Regions from separate parts of the Homo sapiens genome. Here region 1 is linked to region 2. A link is a loop called in an ENCODE intact Hi-C map of the cell type or tissue named here. Cell type or tissue: mammary epithelial cell. All regions are shown on one strand. Links, peaks and the distances in the headings refer to the core of each region. The heading gives the core; the rest is flanking DNA.

The links. A loop is a pair of places that touch in the nucleus more often than their neighbours do. Peaks named below come from ENCODE experiments on the same cell type or tissue, not always from the same donor. Only the 100,000 strongest peaks of a DNase experiment are listed, where the experiment ranks them.
Region 1: a loop joins it to region 2, with 2.6 times the contacts of the local background. A loop is called at or near these places in 10 of 110 quality-filtered maps.

Annotation. Positions count from the first base shown.
Region 1 is chr2:158,742,279-158,750,612 of GRCh38, forward strand. No RefSeq gene overlaps it. Among named protein-coding and RNA genes, the nearest start is that of PKP4-AS1, 11 kb to the left of the region's middle. RefSeq lists enhancers at 2,530-3,030, 3,031-3,531. In mammary epithelial cell, for the core only: a CTCF peak has its summit at 3,550 (motif pointing left); no DNase peak of the experiment used is centred there; H3K27me3 peaks cover 148 bases.
Region 2 is chr2:158,684,715-158,693,048 of GRCh38, forward strand. All of the region lies in intron 1 of PKP4-AS1 (PKP4 antisense RNA 1), which reads right to left. Among named protein-coding and RNA genes, the nearest start is that of PKP4-AS1, 46 kb to the right of the region's middle. In mammary epithelial cell, for the core only: no CTCF peak of the experiment used is centred there; DNase peaks (open chromatin) are centred at 1,137 and 4,207.

The DNA.
Region 1 (8,334 bases), core at 48-8,047, 58 kb after region 2:
TGTGCCTTACTTCCTTTCATTCCTGCTCTAAAGCTTTTATTTTTTTTTTGAGATGGAGTCTCGCTCTGTCGCCCAGGCTGGAGTGCAGTGGTGCAATCTCGGCTCACTGCAACCTCCGCCTCCCAGGTTCAAGTGATTCTCCTGCCTCAGCCTCCAGAGTAGCTAGGGTTACAGGTGCCCACCACCACACAGGGCTAACTAAAGCTTTTTAATAAACTTTCACTCCTGCTCTAAAACTCCCTCGGTCTCTCCTTCTGTCTTACGCTCCTCAGTCAAATTCTTTCTTCTGAGGAGGAGGCAAGAACTGAGGTTGCTGCAACCTGGTACAGATACAGATATGTTCCACTGCTAGCATTTCCACCAGGGCCAAGACAAAAGTTCTCGAAGGCAGTGTTGTTTCAGCCGTGCTCCTGTTTTGTGCAGCAGCAGGAGTGCAGCTGATGCTAATCCAACAGACTCCAAGGGCTTTCCTGTGTGGGCAACTTCCGCCTCCCCCAAGGCATCTCCTCCAGAGCAATTGCTAAGGGGAGCAGGGAAAGATGATGCTTTTCAGCTGTGACCTTTCTGCTAGGAAATCTCTCAGTTGATCAGTGCCTGATATGTTTAAAGTGATATTTGCAAGAAGGATGACCTTCATTAAATAAGGTCAAGGGCACCATTAGGGGAGGGAGCTGAGAGATGCCAGAAGAGTGACAAAGAGACAAAGACAGAATCACAGCCCTCCCCGGGGTTGTTGACTGAATTCTGAAAGACTGAAAAGTCTCTAAGGCAGCAACCACAGCTTTCCAACATTGAAGGGAGTCGAGTCACCTGCTGGTTTACCAGCAAACTCCCTGGATATGCAATAAATAAAAGCAAAGGGTAAAGGTGAGATCTGGCTGCCCAGGAGCTCAGTTGGCTGAACGCTTAAAAGAGCTAAGGTATTTAATTTAATTCACCTGGTGAAAGGCAGGGATTTCAGCAGTTCTGTCTAGAAGTTTCTCATCCACTCTTAAAAAAAAAAAAAAAGCCAAAAGCCCAAAAGAGTTCCCTAAGGGCCCTGGGAAAAAGCAAGAAATAAATAGGACCATCAACTCTAGCTGCCAATGAATTTTTAAAGTCTGGTTTGCAATTACCTATAAAAACCAGACTATCAGAGCATTCTCAGGTAATATTCGAGGTAAAAGAGTATTCTTGGGGCCTCAGAGGTCTGATTTCTTCAGTTTTGTCTTCATGGTTTCTCCCCTAGGTCCTTTGAAATACCAGCATGGTTCATGCAGAGAAGAAACAGTGTGATAAACAAAAGAGCATGTGTCTGGGGTCAAGGATATCTGTATTTCTAACCCGGCTCTGCCTTTTCCTAGCTAGGTAGTTCTGGGCAAGTTATCAAATTCTCTTAGCCCGAGTTTCATTATCTGCAGAAGGGAATGATCATTTGGTGTTTTGTGGGCTGCAATCCCAGAAAGCCTAAGGCTAAATGCTGAAACAACAAAGGGGTTGACTGGCTGGCATCACTGAGCCCAGAGCACCAGCCATAGCCCCTTCCAGGCCCTCCCGCACCCTTTCTCTGCGAGTTCTTGGCTCTTCTCTCTGCTATGTATTGAGCAGCACAGAAATGGATGAGGTCTTATATCCATACACTAGGAAGTCAGTGGAAAGACACATCTCTAGTAACTCTCTTTTAAGATAAAGCAAACTTCTTTCCCAGAAGCACTTAGCTAACTTCCTCTTGTTTCCTATTGGCCCAAAGAAGTCACACCTCATTTCTCAACAAATTGTTGTGGCAAGGAGATTGGCCTTGAGCTGTGTTCCTCAGCCTGTTGATCACAAAAGACTCCTTTTGGATCAGTGAAGCCCTCCCTTGGAGCTGGGAGTGCAGTCCTCTTACTGGGACAGCCAAGGGCTGGGGAGAGCAGGAGTCATATTTGGGGAGAGGAAATGGATCTCTTGCTTAGATAGGCAGCAATTCCAATTCACAGAAGGTGGTGGGAATTAAATGAGATGTGTGAAAGCACTTAGCCCAGCCCCTGACACATAGTAAATACAATAAGAGGGAGTAAGAGAGAGTAAATACAGTAAGAGAGAGGAAGGCAGAAGGTGGGGAAGAATACCACAGATGAAGTGAAACCAGAAATGAATCACTCACATATCTGGGGGGCTACAGCTTAGAGAGCGTGCTTCTAGTTACCTTGAAATCTATTCCAATAGCTAACCCACCACCACCACACTAGTGCTCAACCCCACTCCCCACCCCAAATGCAAACATTTCATGTATTAGGGTCAAGACCATCCTCAGGATGCTTCTAAACTCTGGAGTAGAAATCAGAAGACCACTTACTGGCTGGAAGACACAATTCGTCTGAGCCTTAATTTCCCCCCATTGATTTGCTCTTAATTTCCACCTTTGTAAGTGGCCTTATATCGTTCCCATAGATGCCCAAAATGCCACAATACTGTCCAGCAGAACTTTCTGCAAGGATGGAAATGGTTTTTGTGCTGTCCAGTATGGTAGCCACTGGCCAAATGTGGCTACTGAGCACTTGAAACATGGCTAGTTCAACTTAGGAGTTGAATTTTTTGTTTTAGCTACTTTTAATTTAAATAGCCACATATGGCCAGTGGCTACCATAATGGGTAGTGTAGCTCCAGACTGTACCCTCCTGAAGCCTGAGACAGAAGTTTCTGCTTCCTCTGCACCTCACCACTGCCTTGAGTCAAGCATGGGGCCCTTGGAGGGCCTCCCGTAAATGCATGTCACCAACTAGCTAAGTGCTCCCAGTTTGCACAGAATCATGAATAGACCTGCTCAGCATAGGTGAAGTGACTGAGCCCTTGTGGTGTAATGGAGAAAAACAGAACTAACCTGGGCACTGAGAGTGAGCGCCGCCTGCTCCACTCTCTGCAGCAATGGATTGCCGCACTCTCCAGGCCATGTCAGTCTGTCCTCACAGGGCTTTGCATGTGTGCGTGTTGGTTGTGTGTTGCATGAGAATGGCCCTGGGAGGGTGAGAGGAGCTGCCTGCTCCTCCAGCCCTGCCTCCCCAGTGGCTGGCCTCTGTCCTGTCTGCTGCTCACTTGAGGCACTTGCTGAGATGATACAGGCTTGAAAAGAGGAGGGGGGAAAAACACACTCCTAGAGCTGAGGGCCTGAATGCATTCTCTCCTGACGGCTGAGAGATCACCCCTTCCACCACTGCGTTCAGCCAGCGCCCCCACTGACACCCTCCCGGGAGTAACAATAGGCCTTTTCTTCTCCGAGCACTGAATGTTTCCATTGGCGCACTTCACCTCCCTCCTGGCGGGAAAGGCCACAGCTGATGGCTCCGCGGCATCCTCAGGGAGCTGTGATGCCTTCCCCCCATTGTCATCAAGATGATCAAAGCTCTGCCATCTTTAAATCGACTCCAGGAGGTTCATATTTAGGGCTTGCCTTCAGCTGGGGCAGGGAGTAGCATCCTTACAAAAATCCCCTGCTTCTGAACTGAGCCATGAAGCTTGATTCACTGACAAAAATCTCATCCTCTTCTCAGGTATTTATCACGGTCTGTGCACCACCTAGAGGCCGCTGTCTTAAACTCTTTCCAGTAAGCAACCTGTCTCCTTCCCTCACCAACAGAAAGACCCCAGAAATGCTGTGTTTCCTGAGTAGACTCCACTGTGCTTCTACTTTCTCAAAGTTGGCTTTCTGTGATCCCACGCACCTCTCACGGAGTCCTTAGACTGAAGCAGACCTGCTCAACCAGGACAGCTTTCTAACACTTTCTAGCCTCTGTCAAAAGAAAAAAACTTTTCGGTTTGTCTTCAGAAGTAAGAAAGGTACCTAGGAAAGATGAGCTGAGCCTTCCTGCTGATGTCCAAACCCACGCGAGCTCTCAGTGCTAGGAGATGCTTGCAGCTGCCTGACGGGCACTCCTGGCTGGGTCTTCCCATATGGGGCTCATTCTCCCAGGACTGGAGATCCTGTCCACTTCACCCTCCCTCCCATGACCATGTCGCTGCCACACAACACAGATTAGGAGCTGTCCCCAGGGGATGACACCATTTTGGGGGAATTGATATCAAATATGTTATTGTTGTCATTGTTTGCTCTGGTTTATTGTGGCAAAATATATATATATATAACATAACATTTACCCTTTAGCTTTTTTTTTAATTGAATGATTCAGTGCTGTGCAACTGTCACCCCCATCCATTTCCAGTACATTTTCATCATTCCAAACAAAAACTCCATGCCCATTAAACAATAACTCCTCCTTCTTCCTTCCCCTCAGCTTCTGGTAACCTCTACCCTACTTTCTGTCTCTGTGACTTTGCCTATTCTGGGTACCCCCTATAAGTGGAATCATACAATATTTGTATGGCTGTGTCTGTGAAAACTGCTGCGGTCTACAGGAAAGGCAGAGCCAAGTTCAAACTTCTCAAAACAAACAAGGAAGAGTCCATTGTTTGGGAGCTTGGGCAAATCAAGCCTCAGCTGGTGTTTACTATCTCCATTTTGAAGTGATCTGAAGAAAGCTCCACTGCAGAGCTGCGGGTAACTAGAGGATCTGACCCTGGAGGTTTGAGGGCAGGCAGGAGGCAGCTCTGAGTGTCTGGACGTGTCGGCGTGGAAGTTTCTGGATTTGCGTGTCTGGATATAACCTCAGGATTCAAGGGGGAGTGATGTCTACACTTCTTTCTTCCTGCATTTGACAGAGAACTGATGATGTACTTTACAGTCATTTTCTTATTACACTAACAGAACGGACCCTTTTGTAATATAAATGGCTATTACTATTTGTGTAGGTTTCAATTATTTTTATATTATGAAACTACAATTCTGTAAATGCTGCATCCCAGGGAGAAAGGGATTGGAGCACCAGAGTGAGTCATTGTAACAGTGACAATTAACATTTATACAGCATTTAAAGGTTGATAAAGCAGCTTTCATAACCGTGATCTCATTTCTTATAATAAGCAGAGAATATAAAAAAGTAGGAAGAGTTTATAAGAGACACCCAGAAAAGATGCATCATTTATTGGTTTCAAGAAAATAATGATCATCTCAGATCTGCAAATGGGATTTAAACCTTAGATATCTCCTTGGCTGAAAAGAGGGACTCAGTAGGAGTTCCCTGCCCCCACCCACTCCCACCAGGAACAAGAAAACTGCATATGAGAGAAAAGCATATTTGACTAGGAATTATAGGAAATTTGAGATGTTCAGGACACACCCTCCTAAAGCTGACCTCTAAGCCAAGCTTTCTCAGTCCGTAAGTAGGAAACATTGGGTTGATTAATAGTATTTCTTTGCAGGACTTCTCAGATCCTTTAATATGCTAATGTGCATTTTGACTTCCCAGAGTGAGACTAGAGTATACAGTGCTTCCCACACATAGTTGATAATGGAATCGTGTTTGAGATTAATGTTCCTAAGGACACACTTTGGGAAGTGCAGACTAAAATGGGTGGGTCCCTGAACCCAGGAGAAACCAGGACCACCAAAACGTGGATACAAAGAGCTTTCCAGAGAGGTAAAGGAGGCTGATGATCTAAGCAGAATGGTCTGAAGCTCAGAAAAAAATGGAACCAGCAGAGGCTTACTCCTGGAGTGGGTACAGGGCAAGTCTGAGAGCAGAACGTCCAGCCGCAGAGCTTCTGTGGTGGCCTGGCCCGCTTGAGTGTGGTCAGGGCAGCATCTTTCCTTCCATCTTCACCAGGTTGGCAGCAATTGGGTCAGGAAAGACCCATGTCCCCGAAGTTCACAGAGAGTCTCTCAAACTGTTCACACCCCCCATACGGGAATGCAAGGAACCTCAAATCATTTAGTCCTATGGAAACTGCACTTAAAAGGAGTCACCAATCCAGATTTGGGAACCCCTCCATCATACTTTTTGGATGACATGTTTGTTTGAATGGGATTTAATTTTTATCATATGTTATAAACGTTATTGAAACTTTGCTTCCCAAGCCCTTTAAATCAGAATCCTAGTAATAGCTGTCACTTTGAGCTGCTTTCTGGGTGCCAAACACTGTGCTAAGCACTCTGCATCTACATCATTATCAGACTCTCACAAGCCTTTGCGGGAGTCTTGATTACTTTCTTTATTTCACAGATGAGGAAACTGTGTCTTAGAAATGTTAGGTGTCTTGTCATTGATCACACAGTTAGTAGGTGATAGAGCCCAGATGCTTACTCAAGTAATCTGGCATTAGAGGCTCCACGGTTAACCATGAGGCTTTACTGCCTCAACATATGTGGAAAAGAGGACAGGCTGCCCCACCTCCATGTTCATTGTCTCTGGCAACCCTTCCAAGAGAATCTCAGTTTATTCCAGGAAGCCAAGTCTGTATTTCTCAGCCTGCCTTTCAGCTAGGTACGCTCAATGAAGCAGAAGTTGTCAGGTGTAGCTTCTGGGATGGCTACTTTAAAAAGCTACCCTGCTTCAAGACACACCTTGTTGACCTTTTTTCTGCATCCTTTTGCCTAACACCTGGATGTGATGGCTGGTGTGTCAGCAGCCATCCTGAACCCAAAGCAGGTGACGTACCTCACCTGCTAAGGATGGCAAAGCAGGAAGGTAGAAGTCTGGGTTCCTAACAGTCATGGAACCCACATGCCAGCTATGGACTGCATACCTCTAGAGAGAAACTAGCTTTATTGTATTTAAACCACCTTTATTTGGGTTTTCTATTCTATGCAGATGAAGCTAATACTAACAGATACACAAGCCCATATTTCAAATTGTGCTTCCTGGTCTTTATTTCCAACTGCCTGCCCCATCAATGAATAGTTTCCTCCATTAAGCTCTGTTTCTCTTCCACAACCCATTCCCCGGGGATGCATGTTCCCTGCCTCTGTGACTCAAGTCTGAAGTCCCAGTTTTCCACATCCACCCAGCCTCTGCCTTTCTAGATCTTACAATTAATACCGTAACCAGACAGCTGGGCCCTGTATTCTTTTCAGCATCATTCAAAATAGCAATAGGAATGTTTTATACCAACAGCTGTTGAGGGAGAAGCATGGTTTGGTGTAAAAAGCACTTGACCTGGTAGAAAAATAAGGGGGTGACTCTATCCTTTGTAAGCTGCAATGATGTAAAGAATCAGTAGGTGATGTCTTCCTCAACATGGGTCTGAGACCCCCTGACTCAGCAGTAATGACTTTTCCATTTTATAGAAAGCAGATGGGATTTTAATGGACTGTGACTATTGTCTATTTTCTTTAAGCAACATACACCAAGATCTATGCACTCTTACAGGTGATAGTATGCATAGCTGCAAAAAGAAAGGTAATATTTACAACTTCCTACTTAAACCCTTTCCTTTAGAAATCAGACTTCTTTCCTCCCCCTCCCACCCCCCAAAAATAAATAAATAAATAAATGAAGGAGACATGGATCCTTCTGTTTTCTAGATGACATAAGAGAGTCATGATTGAACAGCACCACAATGCCACCTTTTTTGCCCTAAAGAAAACAATAAAATGGAGCACTTCTGGATATAATAAGCATTCCTTCCACTCTTGGGGAAGGAAAAGGGGGTAGAGTTTGGGCAGAGCAATGGAGGACTCCTTGGGTAGCTGGCAAATTTCTGTCTTCCAACACAGATATTCGTTACAAGAATTTTGGCCTTATTTAGAATCCACTTGTTTTATGCCATATTCTGTATCTGTGTTTTATTTAACACAAAAGGTTAAAAGGAGGGGAGAGATCACATCTTCCCACTGGAAATGTCTCTTAGTCATGTTCCTTTGTAGATAGCAAAGGGATTTTTTTCTACCATCCATCCCCATCAGCAAGGAAGCAATGCTAGCTCCCAAAAATGGAAAGATCCCATTTCTGCAGGTGGAGACGTGACAATAAGACAATATCAATTGCTCACATTTCCCTGAGTACCTACTCCAGCTAGTTACAATTGAAGAAGCAGTGTGTGTGTGTGTGTGTGTGTGTGTGTGTGTGTGTGTGTGTTCTAATCTTTTAGCAACCCCTTGAGACAGGTACTTTCATCATCCTCATTTTACAGATGGAGAGACTGAGGCACAGAGTGGTAGATCAACTTGCAGTTAGTGAGTTCTGAGGTCAGAATTGAAATACAGGCAGTCTGGGTTTTGCTTCCAATCCATTTGACTGGGAGGGTGGGAGGGGACCTGCTAGAGTGGCCAACTGTCTCAGTGTGCCCAGGACTTTGGGGTTTCCTGGGACATGGGACTTTCACTGTGAAAACTGGGCAAGTCCCAGGTAAACTGTAACAGTTGATCACCCTAGATGGGCTCCTCTCTGCATGTCTCAGATGCAGGGACAATCTCCCCTAAAACAAAACTCAGGTGACAGCTGGGTCATTACGATGCATCTGTGAGCCACAAATCCCCATCAG
Region 2 (8,334 bases), core at 16-8,015:
AGAAGAGGTGGTAGAAGTCAGAATCATGGTTGCCCTAGGTATTGACTAGAGAGCTAAGCGATGGAAATGTTCTGTATCTAGGTTGGGGTGGCAGTTACACAGGGGTATACCTTGATCAAAACTCATCAAAATAGGCTGGGCATGGTGGCTGACACCTGTAATCCCAGCACTTAGGGAGGCCGGATGGGTGGATCACCTGAGGTCCGGAGTTTGAGACCAGCCTGGCCAACATGGCCAAACCCCATCTCTACTAAAAATACAAAAATTAGCTGGGTGTAGTGGCAGATGCCTGTAATCCCAGCTACTCGGGAGGCTGAGGCAGGAGAATTGCTTGAACCTGGGAGGCAGAGGTTGCAGTGAGCCGAGATCACACCATTGCTCTCTAGCCTGGGCAACAAGAGCAAAACTCTCTCAAAACAAACAAACAAACAAAATCAAAATGTACACATAAGATCTTCATTTCATTGTATATACAATTTGCCTCAATAAAAAAAAATTTCTTCAAAAATCAGTAAGGAAATACACAACATTGTCTGAGACTTAGTTTTATGAACTAGAATCAAAATTTTGATTATTAGTCTCCCATGAGTTAAGAAAAATAAACAAAACATAATTCCTTTTTTTTTTTTCCCCATTGAGATGGAGTCTCACTCTGTTGCCCAGGCTGGAGTGCAGTGGCGCAATCTGGGCTTACTGCAGCCTCCAACCTCCCAGGTTCAAGTGATTCTCCTGCCTCAGCATCCTGAGTAGCTGGAATTACTGGTACCTGCCACCAAGTCTGGCTAATTTTTGTATTTTTAGTAGTGACGGGGTTTCGCCATGTTGGCCAGGCTGGTCTCAAACTCCCAACCTCAGGTGATCCGCCTGCCTCGGTCTCCCAAAGTGCTGGGATTACAGGTGTAAGCCACTATGCCTGGCCTAGAAAACATAGTTTCTTACACAAAAGGTTTGAGCACAAAATGCCTTTGTAGTTCTATACACAGCCTACCAAGTTAAGTTTAAACAGAATTCTGGAAAATATACACTTGGAAAGCACTACAGGGGGTGTCCTTTTGGATGAGCTATGATTGTACAGATTCAGGTGTGTGCTGACAAGAAGGTAAGTTAAGAAGCAACACTCAGGCACCTGTCTCAACATGTTGCTGAGAGTGAGAAGTGTGTCACCCCTTTTACCTAACGATCCAAAGAGTTGTGTAAATAAGCACCTCACCCATCTCAGTACTTCCCAAGCCACAGGACGGAGTGTGGGAGCGAAGCCCCTTCATCAAAGCACCAGAAAGATGTCAGCAGAAAAACAAACAGGTCAGTGAAATCAGAGGCAGAGCAGCTAATGGGGTTTTTTTAATGTTACAAATGCAGGGCAGACTTTGAATTCAAAGGAGAACTTTGTGGCAGGTAAAAGGCATCGTTGCTGTGGAGGAACCAAAGTCTTTAATTAGTGTGCAACTGGGAAGGGAGTTAGCGGGCAGCAAAGATAAAAATGATGTTTGGAATTCCATGGGGCAGCTTCCACCGCTGATACACAGCTGCCCTTTGCTGGCCTGTGCCAAGAACTGGACTGGGCCTCAGAGACCATGTGCAGCACGGGCTGCCACCCACACAGAGGAACGCTTCTCAGCTGGGACTCATCAGTTCCGCCACCCTTTAATCAGTCTTGTCTTTGGTCTCCAGCCTTATTCATCCTCGTGATAGCAGTTTGCTGTGCCCCAGCGTAATGGCTTGACTTAACTCTCTGTCCTTATGAATACCCTTATTCAGGACAATCCTTAAAGGCTGCAGACACAAAAAGGAAATTATTAGCGAGCAGATTATGACTTGGATTGTGTCTGTTTTAGTGCCTTTCCCTGTTTTCATGTCAGCAGCTTTGCTGGAAGCAGCTGGCATGTCCCCGAAGTGGCTGTTTGTGCCTATCGCTATTGCCTAATTCTAACGAAATCACTAAAAAGCATTTTGTGCTGTCATAATCGTTTGCATGAGCCATAACTAGCTCTTTCATTATTAAAGCCCCATCCAATGCTTGGGGTAATTTTGATAAAGACTTAATGATATGATGAGCTATTTCACCCTCCATTCACATCCAGTGATTCCAGAGCTGACCAATGCATTGTCTTAGAAAATAAAACACAACTTATGCTGGGTCAAAGGTGTAATTCTGAGATCAGTGGGAACATATCCAATTCTTCCTTCAGAAATCCCTTATAACTATTAACTCACTCCCCAGAAGCCCCCTGAAATGTGCCTTTATTTGCTGGCAATGAAATGTAATGTGTTTGGCTTCCAAGGCCTTGAGGAGCTGCCACCCACTGAGTAATAATCTAATAAAATGACTTCAGGGAGGACGAAACCCCTCTAGGGTCTTTATTTCGGATCTCCAGAGTCAGTGGTTGTGCCAGCACAACCCAGGGCAGCTCTCTCCTTTCCAGAGGTGAGAATGAACCTAGTGAGGTGTGCCCAGTTTCCTGGGGACCAGAGGAAAGGATTCAATCCTCATGGGTTCCAGGTTAGAAATGATGATCACAGGAGGGGTCCTGGCCATCGTAGAAATGGTTGTGTTGTGCTATGAGGGAAGCATTTTGAGCCTTCACAAAAACAAAAACCAGGAGGTTCTATCACTGAATGATGACCTCTGCACTTTTATTTCTTCGGTTCCTATGAAAGTATGCTCCAAGCTGGAGACCTGTGTTGTATTATTCCCATGGCTCCTAGACATGAAAGATAAGTAAGGCTGGATGAAATATGTGTCCACCAAAATCACTGTGATTATGGCTGGCCACAGTGACCAGCAGTCTCCTTCTTGTCTCTCACTGTGGTCAAAAGATAATGGTGTGTTTATTCAGCTTGCAAATGGTGAGGTTCTCATTTTTCATTTTCCTCTCATCTCTGCGTAACCTTTTAATCACTTCTTTGAAAATTAACACTGCTTTGGAAAAGGCTATCAGAGGAGAGGTGGAGTGGTATTGAAATCAGGTCTGTCGATATATAACATCTTAATTGGAGAAAAGCTGATGCTAAACCACCTGAAGCTACAAATATTGTCCTCTGAGGCCACATCAGTGAGTGTGGTGATGATATATCATCACTGAGAAACTGCATTTGGCTGGCAGTAAAAAAAAAAAAAAAAATTCCAAAATTGAGGCTTCAACAAGACAAGTTGTAAGAGGTTTTATTTGTAGTTTTTTCCTCTACCACATAAAGAGATGACCACAGAAAGTCTAATGTCTGTCTTCCTAGTATGGGGTTCCACAAATGCCCTCATGGCATAAAGTAAGCTTTATCCTACTCTTTGGGTAGGACCCTCATCCTCATGGCTTCCTGGCTAGCTGCTGGAGCTCCAACCATCACATCCTCATTCCTCAACAAAGAGAAAGGAGTTGGGAAAGTGGAGCTTGGCAATTGAGTCAAAACCCCTAAAAAAGCTTTCCTTGAATCCCTGCCCATACATCTCATTGGCCATTCCTATCTATAAGAGACACTTGGAAAAGGAATCTTTACCAGGTCCTATTGCCACCTCTACTCATGTAGGTTGTGTTAGTAAGGAAAAGGAGGGGGTGGATAGGAGGAAGTCACTCTCAGTCTCTGCCCAAGATGATAGATGACCTCTGCACTTTTATTTCTTCGGTTCCTATGAATGTATGCTCCAAGCTGGAGACGTGTTGTATTATTCCCATGCTTGGGCAGAAGCCATAGTACCCAGGGCTCCTAGGCATGAAAGATAAGTAAGGTTGGATGAAACTTCTCAAGCTCAAGTTGTCCTAGAGGTAGGAGTCCTCAGCAGTCAGGCTCCATGTCATAGTGTAAAAGTTAACCACGGAAAGCCAGTAACCATCAGCAATCTATGGTCAGAAGCCCCACCCTCCTGGTAGCTTCCAATCTCCATGGGGTAGAGCCATGGGGAGTCCACAGAAGTGCGAAAGTCAAGGGGAGGGATGCCAGGTGCCTCTCCCCACTGCACCAAGAGCAGCCCACTGTGCGCTGCTTTCTATATTCCATGTCCACCTGAGATCATTTTAGCAAAGGTTATATAGCTAAAAACAAAAATAATGATAAACCATGTATGGCCAACACCTGACCTTAAAAAGTAGCTCCCTAGAGACAGCTCTGTGTGCTCCTGACTGGCAAGCCATGTAGGCTGAGGCAGCAGCTGCCTCCCTCAGCCACCCAGATGAGAGTCGCTGCGACTCACTGTATGTCTGTGGCAATCTTCCTTCAATGTTCTGGGCACTGTGGGGTAATCTGGGGCTGACACGTCTGCCATTGCCCCCAAGAATTTGTAACATTCCTGAGTCCATCGGAGCAGTTAGCAGCTACCAAGTCTGGGTTGAGCTGTCAAGGAAAGCCCAATAGAACAAGATGTACTCAAGCTAAACTTTGGGTTAACTTTAAACAAAGGAAATACATGAGAATGGTGGGATGCAGACTACAGAGAAAGCCAGGGAACGTGAGTACAGGAAGAAAGTCAAGAGGAAGAGACAAAAAAACAAAACCAAAACAAAACAAAACAAACAAACAAAAAAACAAGTTTCTCTCAGCGGTTTGGGGTGAAGATGAAAGAAATCTCAGCCTTTTGATCACTCCTAAAAATAATAATAATAATCTTTTGATGAGTATTTGCTAGGATGTAAGATATCAAGGACAGTACTGTATGCTTTAACCACATTATCCCATTTAATCTTCATAACAACCCTAAAACAATGTCCAAGAGAAAACTGTCCTCAGAACTATAAAGTGGCCCAAGGTCACCTCAATTGGGGATTGCCAGATGAATCTGTTGGATTCCAGAGACCCCATTAGCTGTTCCTGCCTCCCTAAGGAAGCAGAACAGCCGTCCCCTCCAGCCTTGATGTTTATGCTAAAGTCAACCCTTGTGACAAACCCTCTCCCAGCCAGGAATCCCCCTCCAGCTTCCTACCAGCTTCCCAGCCAAATTAGGCTCAAATAATACAAATCCATTTTAACGTTGCCTTAGCAAAGATTACTAGGAAAATAGCATGTTGGCGCAAATCAAAGTTGATGCCTTCGAAAAGAAAACTATCAAATGGCCTGTTCACAAAATATGCTCCGAGTCCAGACCTGTGACTAAACACTTCATGGAATCAAAAGAACCCAGAAGAGAGGCCCTCCCCTGTACGGGCCAATCCCACTGCACCTCCCCACCCCTCCAACCTCGCTTAGCCTCAAGGAGCAACTCTGCTGGGCAGGAGCAGGGGCAGGAGGCCAGGCAGTTCAGCTGGGAAAGGGCTGTTGCCTCAAAGGGAGGGAAGGGCCCTACCACCAAAGACCATCTCCAATAAGGACTCACTCATAGCCCTGCAAGTCTATAAAAAGGGAAGCACAGACATTCTGGAAGATGTGGAATGAAACCTTGTATCTTTGTCTTCACTGTTCACTCCTCACTCTTCTTCAGGGGCAAAGGAGGGATCATCTCATGAGACTAGGAGAAACAAAGTAAGCTCAAGGAGCCCAGCTGCCCAGCAAAGGGCCGGAGCATCTGGCCTCCCTCGCAGGGCAGACTATCCTGGCTGGTGCTGCACTGCACGGAGGCCTCAAGTTTTGGTTGGGTGAGTTCAGTTAACCCAGGTATCTATAGAAGACTGATTTTTGTTCTGGTTCAAGCTATAGTTCCCAAATCCACCTCAGGAGTGAGAAAGCTGATAGTGTTCTAATCCACGTGACCCCTGGGTGTATTCCTCTGCAGTTCTGGTCTCAGCCCTAAGGTATGTCTGGGCCTTCAGAAACCCCAGCACATCCAAACTTCTGGACCAAACTGAATCTCAATATGTGAAATAGGACTCTTTCACGGGAGTAGATAAGAAGGGGCTGTCACCAGTGCCTCAGGGCTAACACACACTGAGGGCAGAAGTCCCACCAGGTTAGCCTGGGCCAGCACCCATCACCCCAAGGGACAAAGCTTCAAGCAAGTTCTTTGGAGAACATGGCTGAACCTGAGGTTGAAGTTGGTTTTCCCACTTCTCTCCTCCCTTCCCCAGATGGAACTTCGGACAGCCAAATCCAGTGAGGTGTGAGCTAACCTCCCCACCCAGTCATGTGCTTACACATGGGAACAAAACCCAAGAGGGTGGCCAGCCTTCAGCCCAGTGCCCAGGGATGAAACATGGCCCAAGAAATAACACCACCACCATCAGCTGTCCATGCTTCCACCTCAAGCACTGAGCAAGATCCTCTGGCAAATGACCTCACTGGGAGGTAAAGAGGAAAGCGCTATTGTCAACTCCATTCTTCAGGTGAGGAAACCCAGTAAAGGGAGGTTAGAAAGCCCACCCCAAGTGACAGTGCAGTGTCAGGCTGTCACCTATCAGATCAGCAATGGCCCTCTGCTGGGGAGCACAGGGAAAGAGGGACAGGAGCTCCTCTTGGCAGCCTTGTCTCTTGGGAGAGTAAGCATGGATGCCCTATTCTTTTGTTTGTTTTTTTCTTATACTTTAAGTTCTGGGATTCATGTGCAGAATGTGCAGGTTTGTTACATAGGTATACACGTGCCATAGTTGTTTGCTGCACCCATCAACCTGTCATCTACATTAGGTATTTCTCCTAATGCTATCCCTCCCCTAGCCCCCCACCCCCCGACAGGCCCTGGTGTGTGATGTGTTCTCATTCATTGTTCAACTCCCACTTATAAGTGAGAACATGCGATGTTTGGTTTTCTGTTCTTGTGTTAGTTTGCTGAGAATGATGGTTTATGGACTAGCTCTCATTCCATTCCAACTCCCTGCACTGTGACTGGGTGGGTAAGGCAGGTGAGACCTGCCTTGGGCTTCTCATCTCTTACAGCATCATTGTCCCATCTCCGCGCTGCTCTTCCCCTCCCATCCCCAGTATCCCACATTCTCACGAGATCTAAAAAGCTTCTATTCTATTTCTGCTCTCTACCCAGGCCAGCCCTGGGCTCCAGAATCACCTCTCTCTCCCCTCTGCTACATTGTTCACCATCAGGTTAGGCTGAATGCTTCCTGGCCCACTCCACCCTCCACCAGACCCACCCGGGCACCCCCAGAGTACAGGGCACAGCCAGCCCTCCCTGTTCTCGCACTGGAGCAAGCAGTTGGGCTTGTAGTCATTGAGCAGCTCTCAGGTCTTTGGAGCAGTTCATCCTTTTGCTGAGTAAAGCATTTTCCCAAAGTGCGTTCCTTGGAACATTAGCTCTGCAAGTCATCCCTAAAAAAGTTTATGATCAAATAAGTCTGGAAAATACAGCGTAGTGTATTTCTCTGGGAGATTCACAATACTTCTAATGTTCATATTGAAGGCTCAGAGAAGACTTACAGTAAATATTGGATTCAGAAATCCAGTATCTCTGAAATAAGAGAGTACATAAAAGTTATTTTTCCCTACTCATAGCTGAAGGTGCTTTTTTTTCTTACATAATCTATACATTTATAATTAAAATATATCTTCTTGACTGTAAGGTCCCCTTAAATTCAAAATAGCCTAATTCAAATCCAGACCCATTTGCTCATTCTGTAAATGTCAAGAGTGAGCATATAAAGTGGCCCAGATCCCCTGATGCCACATGATGTGGGGTGCTCTATAGACTCAGTAATGTCAGTAGTTCTCAAATTTTTGGTCTCAGAATTCCTTTACATTCTTAGAAAATACTGAAAAATCCAGCAAACTTTAGTTTATGGGGGTTATTGGAAATTTTAAAACTACCTAATAATACATTTTTAAAAATAAGTTCATTATATGCTAACATAAATTATATATTTTATGAAAAATAACTATTTTTCAAAAAATCAGGAAGCATAATGACAGCATTTTACATGTTTGCAAGTCTCTTTCCTGTCTGGCATAAGAGAAGACAGCTGGATTCTCATACCTGCTTCTGCACTCAAACTGTTGCGACATCACACATCATGTAGCCTCCAGAACACACCAGTCTACACTCATGAGAGAGTAAGAGTGAAAAGGGAAATTGACATGTTAGCATCATGATAATAGTTTTGATCTTGTGGCCTACCCCAAAAAAGAGTCTCTAAGACCCCTGGGGTCCCCATACCACACTTCAAGAACCACTGCTTGGGCTAAGTGACCCAGTGCCTCCTTACTCTGCATACCCATGAGGTGGTGAAGGGATGGATGTGTCTCCGTGGCTCCTGAGATTAACAGGTTCACAACCCGGAATGGGGCCATCTCTCAGAGAACCCTGGGGTGGGGCTACCTAGAAGTCAGCCTGTGCTGTCATCCACTATGGCCCAACCAGGCTGATGCCTTTTTCTGTCCCCTCCCCACCACTTCTCACCATGGTTCCTGGGCCCAGAGGAATAGGGTTCACTTTGCATGATCTTGACTCAGAGGTTTTTAAAGGGCTTTGATGTA